Linked DNA regions of Homo sapiens: region 1 is linked to region 2. The links are chromatin contacts, found by Hi-C or POLR2A ChIA-PET in ENCODE. All regions are on one chromosome and are shown on one strand. The core of a region is the stretch at or near the end of the contact, and the rest is flanking DNA. Distances in the headings are between cores, read along the strand shown.

The links. Hi-C counts contacts between places; a loop is a spot of excess contacts on that map. ChIA-PET counts read pairs that join two places held with the same protein, here RNA polymerase II (POLR2A). Pooled maps may share reads with other maps.
Region 1: a loop to region 2 is called in a map of B cell, with 2.5 times the contacts of the local background. The contact joins two enhancer-like sites. A Hi-C loop is called at or near these places in 17 of 168 maps with a recorded cell type or tissue (B cell, CD14-positive monocyte, CD4-positive, alpha-beta memory T cell and 11 more), 13 of 37 single-sample maps with no recorded cell type and 25 of 50 pooled maps. POLR2A ChIA-PET finds 5 or more read pairs at or near these places in 16 of 52 experiments (AG04449, AG04450, B cell and 12 more).

What each region holds. Positions count from the first base shown.
Region 1 is chr12:11,805,753-11,808,936 of GRCh38, reverse strand. The region is part of intron 2 of ETV6 (ETS variant transcription factor 6); the gene reads right to left. Among named protein-coding and RNA genes, the nearest start is that of ETV6, 160 kb to the right of the region's middle. Within about 2 kb of position 1,281, at least 2 of the 41 ENCODE cell types and tissues checked have a DNase peak (open chromatin) inside an H3K27ac peak, as active enhancers do; they include B cell and OCI-LY7, where a contact is called at or near this core.
Region 2 is chr12:11,764,661-11,768,038 of GRCh38, reverse strand. The region is part of intron 2 of ETV6 (ETS variant transcription factor 6); the gene reads right to left. Among named protein-coding and RNA genes, the nearest start is that of ETV6, 120 kb to the right of the region's middle. RefSeq lists enhancers at 1,868-1,947, 1,958-2,037. Within about 2 kb of position 1,483, at least 25 of the 41 ENCODE cell types and tissues checked have a DNase peak (open chromatin) inside an H3K27ac peak, as active enhancers do; they include B cell and OCI-LY7, where a contact is called at or near this core.

The DNA of each region.
Region 1 (3,184 bases), core at 32-2,531, 41 kb before region 2:
CCACCTTGGCCTCCCAAAGTGCTGGGATTACAGGTGTGAGCCACCACACATGGCCCTTGTCATTTTTAAGTAGGTCATCCTGTCATCAATGAATTCCCTGAAATCCCATTTTTCTATTCATCCTTTCTCTTCCAAGCACTCCTTTGTCAGAGGTACCTCACTTTCTTCTCTTAGTTTCTCTCAGTACTTTATAGCCTGCTATTACCCTCTTTGGTGTAGCTTTACTTTGCTTTCCAGTACAGTCATTCCTCTGCATACACAAGGGATTGGCTCCAGGACCCCCCGCCCAGATACCAAAATCCAAGGATGCTCAAATCCCTTATATAAAATGGTGTATATTTGCATATAACCTATGTGCATCCTCCTGTATATTTTAAATCATCTCTAGATTACTTGTAACGAATACAATGTAAATGCTATCTAAATAGTTGTTATATGCTATTCTGAAAGTCTGTATTTTTTTATTGTTGCATTTGTGGGTTTTTTTTTTTTGTTTTTTGTTTTTCTGAATATTTTCTATCTGTGGCTGGATGGAATCACGGATGTGCAACTCACGGATATGAAGGGCAGACTGTATACCTTGTCAGGTACTTTTTTCTTTTTATTGTATCCCATGGGGGAAATGGATGGTAGATTGGTGGAGGTGGCTAGAATTGTAAAGAAAAATATGAAATTCACATGAAGGCTGGAGTTACTCACATGACAACAACAGCTTATGGGGCTCAATTCTACTGCCCTTGCGTCTGTCACACAGTTGAGGTTTTGGAATGAACTACGTATGCCATCCTTGTTATCAAATATTTGAGAACAATTAGCTTTGCTGGCAAAAAATGACTTACATTGAGAATTCTAGGAATGCCTTGTAGGTATTCTTTTTCAAGTGAATTTTATGTTTCTTTTTTATGATTTCATTGATTTATGGGTGGATGTATTGCTGATGATCATTGGGGAAGGGGTCTGCAGGGAATTAAAGACAAAAACGTATGCTCCTACTACTTTAGAAGACTATGCTAAATGCAAAAAACATAGGTCAAGCAACTACTGGTTTCTCAAGTTCAAGAAGTAATTCCTATTGTTACCAGGAGAAAGGGTGATTTGATACCACCTACATTCTTTTTTCCAAAAAGGAAATAAAATTTGTCAGTCCAATCAAACATCCATTGCTCTAGTAACAGACACCTCTAGACAGGTGCATCCTGTTTCATTGAAAAGGTGGTTCATTTACATATAACCACTTAGGTAAAGCCTCCCTCTGTAAATAGGACATGTTGCTGCCTGCCAGTAAGTAAAGACTAAAGTGGGTTATTTGGTTAGCCTTTACATATTATTTTATTATGAGACTGCCCTTTCCCTTCTTACCCACTTTTCAACAGGCTCAGAAATGAAAAAAACTTTCATTTTTGAGTTTTCACAGCACAGTTGCAAACTCAGCCTTGAGCCTCACCTGCTCACTGTCTAATGAGCCCTGAAAACTTAAAGATTCCTGCCCAGGGTTACCGTTTTCTGACCGTGCATGTATTCATTTAAAGTCAATGTGGATCTGTCTGTACTTTAATTCACTCTACCAATTTTCTCTACCAGTACACATTTCTGCATGTGTTAAATAAAAAGTGATGTTGGCGTATACTACCAAAATCCACCACTATTTAGTGTGCATTTATTCTCTTTGAAATTCTTTAAGATCAAAATTAAGTAGACGCCTGCTTCTGCTACAATTTGCAATTGAAAGTGGTTTCTACTGAGCTGTAAAAAGCAATGTAGTTACATCCGATCACAATCAATCTCATGCAAACCACACGGTCTTTTCATGGATAACTTTACAGCCTAAACATACTTGGCAAACTGACGTTTGTGACCCTCAGAATCTGTCTGCATCTTTAAAACCTAGAATGAATTCTAGAAACCCAAGATAATCTTCAATGTGACAATTCTGTTTGACTGATTTAATCGGTGGAACACCATCAGTGAGACCTATTAAAAGTCACTGCTTTCTTTTAAGAAATGCTTAGCTTGTTCGGGATTGTCAGATCATGAGTTCATGCTGATTTCCAGGCTCAAAGGGTGAGGTCACAGAGTTGAGCTCCGCAGGATTTTTGGTGCTGTCCGGCAAAGGTGTGAGGACTACCATGTACGTAAGTGCCAATAAATGCAGGGGCCTGAAACTTGCTATTTATCCCTACACAGAACATGCAACTCTCTGGCCAGTTCTTTAAAATAATAAATATGTTACAATCAAACAGAAATGTATGAATGCTTGAAAGTTCCTTGAGGACGAGCCGCCTCTTTAATATTTTATTGTATATTATCTACAGTGTCTAGCACATTGCTAGACACATTGTCAGGAAACTTTTTAAACATGAAAACCTAAAAATGGCAGATTCATCATCAATGCATTTACCTCCATGTGTAACTAACAAAGGTGTGTAGAACTTTCCATCTTTCCTTGGTGCCTGCTTCCTCTTTAGTTCCCAACTACCAACTGATAAGCTTCTCAGTTAGCCTTCATGCAGCATTCATTTTGCAGTATAGCTAGAACACTATCAAATGCTTATCCTTTAACCTCTAATTGCCTGTTACTAGACTTTTGGGCCCAGAGCAATGCCTCTCAATTGTTTCTTACTTTGTACCTTTCACTCAGTTGATCACAAAGATTATTCCTCAACCTGACATCTTGATTATACTGTTCTTCTCCTAGGGGGCTACAGTGACTTGTCACTGTCCAACAAGGATGGCATACGTAGTTCATTCCAAAACCTCAACTGTGTGACAGACGCAAGAGCAATAGAATTGGGCCCCATAAGCTGTTGTTGTCATATGAGTAACTCCAGCCTTCATGTGAATTTCATATTTTTCTTTACAATTCTAGCCACCTCCACCAATCTACCATCCATTTCCCCCATGGGATACAATAAAAAGAAAAAAGTACCTGACAAGGTATACAGTCTGCCCTTCATATCCATGAGTTGAGCAAACAAATATGACAGTCTTAAGTCAATATAGTGTGTATATGATGTCATGCAATGCACACAGCTCTGTGAGGTAGATATTACTGTGCCTGGTTTATAAAAGAACCCAGAGTTTACGAGGTCCAAGGTTACTGAGGTAACACAGACACGGATGCTTGTTGCTCTTAGGATAAAGATCAAAATCCTTAACGTGACTGTCTTGTTCTACCTCACCATCT
Region 2 (3,378 bases), core at 234-2,733:
AGCAGCCATTTGGAAATATCCTGAGTGTTCCCTGGAGCAGCTGGGAGGAAGTAAACCAAAGCCCCAAGAGAACCTTCTCTTGAGCAAACTCACGTTCAACCCATGATCCTAGTCATTTTCATGTCAGCATTCAGAGACCCCCTCAAAACAAGTTGCTATAGATGACATATCTGGCAAGCACCCATTTTTCCTGTTTACATCAGATATACTTATTAAAAAAGTGTAGCTTTTTCATGCAATCTTCTTCATCAGACAAGCTCTTATACAATGAATATTTCTTCCCTACTCTTTAGAATAAATCCTATAAACAGCTGCTAAAGGCAAAAACCTCTTAAAACTGATTATACAATGTTAGAGTTGGACAGAGTTTATTAAGGTCATAGAGTTTGATTTCTCCCAGTTTTACAGATGAGCAACTGAGGCTCATCAAGGTTAAACAGTTCATACCAAGTCACAGGCAACTGAGTGACAGCCAGGATTGAACCCTGGCCTCCTGGCCCCAAGTCCAATATTCTTTCTGCTATACCATGCGGCCACCTGAAACTTTCCACTTGTTTATTTTCCCCCACAGAGTCGAGCCATGCTGCACACATAGAAGACTTCTACTAAATATTTGCCAAATTGATCTACAAATTCTACAATTCTGCTGTCTTAGCCTAATACTATATTTCAGTCTCCAGAGATCCCAATAGTGGTTTAATAAGAAGTATGAAGGCTTATAGGAATTCACAAAGTGCCTCTGAAATCATAATCTAATTTCCTCACAACAATGTGAAAAAGGTATGACTGTACCCATTTTAGAGATAAGGAAACTGAGGCTGGGAGGTTCAGTGACTTGTTCAAGGTTACATTGCTGGTTGTATATTGTTAGAGCTGGCCCTTAAATTTAGACAACTGATTTCAAAGCCTGTGCCTTTTTTATTTCATTAACTTAAGCCTAATTAATAATGACTGTTCTCACGCCCCAAATGATACCGCCATCCTTCTTTCTCCTAGCCTGTTCCATTAAAGAAAAAAATTTAGTTCCTAAGGCATCATCATGTCAATTTCAGAAACAAAACAAAGCACCACATGCAGGCTGATGGAACTGAAGAAAATGACATGTTCAGGTACAAGAATATCGTCCACCCAGCACAGAGCCCTATTTCCTTCAACAAAGCAAAGAATTCAGACCCAGCTCCCAAGACCGGAATAGCACTTACATTTACTGCCTTCAAGATTTTAAAGGCCGGCCTGAGGAAATGGCTGCATTCTCCCCTGACTGCCCGCCCCCACCCCATTGCTGAAGACGTCTTCAATCATTGCTTTATGTCAAAAGGGGAAGGAAAGAGGTCATTTCTGTGTCTTGGCAGCATAGGGCTGTCACATAACCTATAAGGCCTCCACGCAGGTCAGGGATGGGCAAAGCCACAAAGCAAGGGAGCAAGAAACAGGCTCCCGGCCTGGCTGCCGGCTGCTCTCGAGAGCTGTTCAAGATGGAGCTGGTGGCAGCTAATGGCGGGGGTGGGAGGAAGGGAAGCATGAAGAAGGCTGTGAAGAAAGGTGTGGGGGGACGGATATAATCCGGCATACAGAAACCTGTCAGGATGGGATTTATTTTTGTTCTGTGAGGGAGTATAATAGGGCTTTGCCTGCACTCTCAATAGCTGTTTTGAAGTGAACCCGGCTGGTATGTCTTTAATTTGTCATTTCATTATGAAACTGTTTCCCTTCCAAGAAGCCTTCAAGTCAGGAAGCTCTGTCTGCCCACACAGGAAATTCCTTTGCTTCAACTTCCCCAAAAAGGAAATTTCCCTCAGAAGTGAGCCCAGCATATGCCTTTGAGCAGAGCTGCTTCAAGAAACTTTGGCAGCTGAGTCCTGAAAACACCCCTTGGCTTTCTGCTGCTGCTGGGATGTGTGGATAAACAGTTCAGCTTTCACCCAGCAAGTGGGGACCCCACCGAAACCGACCCTGGCCCACACCTTCCTCCTGCTTCTTCATTCTCCCGTGCCCTTGCTCTTCATCACCTCCTGTGAGCCGCCAAGAGTTTTAACCCTGCGAGAGGCAACCAGTACCTGCGGCTTTCATGAAGAAATAAGCATACCTGCATCACACAGACGCTCACACCCACCACGGGACTGTCCCAGGACAGTCTCAGCACAAGGTACCTACTCTCGTTTCCCCCTCAGTCTCATACACAAACTTGAGACTTCTGGCAGAAAGGCTGCAGCATTTCAAATGAAGAGGGCACAAGAAAATAAAATGACAAATTATAGTTCCTAAAGCACGTATGTTACCAAAGTACCTTTTATCCAGGGTGGTGGTGGTTTTTTTTTTCCCCATGCACGCTTTCCCACTGAGGATTTTAAGTAAAACAAGGAAGGGGGAGATATCTCAAACCACAGCCTTACAAAAATTAATCTCTCAGACATATTGTGAATGGTTAAGTGGTGAGAGCCCACAGCAGCTGTGCTGAAGTGAATAAGATACAGTATTTTATGAAGCTTCTTAGCAAAGAGGCATTAGCAGGAAACTGCCAGATTCACAGTTAAGTTTTTAATTTTCCATTTAAAATCACTTCATTAAAAAAAAAAAAGTGGTGAAAAGGAAACAATACAGAGACCTAAAGCACAAAAAGAGAGAATGGTATTGAACCTGAGACTGCGTATCAAGCAGTGGGGACCAAGAGAGACGTAGACAGATGAGGATCTAAGACGGCCCTGGATTTTCACTTTGCAATTAGATTGCATTGGAATGGTAGGGGGATGGGGTCTGATCTTATTACACTATGTATGTGCCAGGGCTCTGAAAGGGACAGTATTTACCAGGAGACAGAGCAAGGGACTAGGGAGAGTCATATAGTTCACTAAAATCTGGATATATAAACCCTGAAGTTTTGGGTTGTGGTAGATGTTTTCTGTGGGGTAGCTTTAAATTTTTATTTTAGTGAGTTATTCTGTTTTTCTGAAATTTGTGAAGCTTTAACCACAGTCAGATCTCAAAGGGGAACTCAACACTATTCTTCATGTTCTTAAAGTGAAGAGATTAGGCAATAGGGCTTTGGCTTCTATTGGAAGGCAAGGTGTATATTGGATGGACCTGTCTCCCACCTACCACCTCTGTGACTCTGGTCAAGTTCCTTTTCCTCTTTAAGTTTGACTCTTCATCAGTAAGATGAGGATAATAAAACCCAGTTCACAGGACTGCCTAGAGGGTTAAATGATACAATACATGTGAAAAGCGCCTACCATAAGCACTCAATAAATGGAAGTTATTATTCCACATGGAGAACTACAAAGGATCTTTCCCCCAAATTCTGCACACCTCCTCCCTGTCACACACACATAGGCCACCCAGCTCTGGTAGCTCCTTCCCCAAGGGTCAAGATTTTCCTGA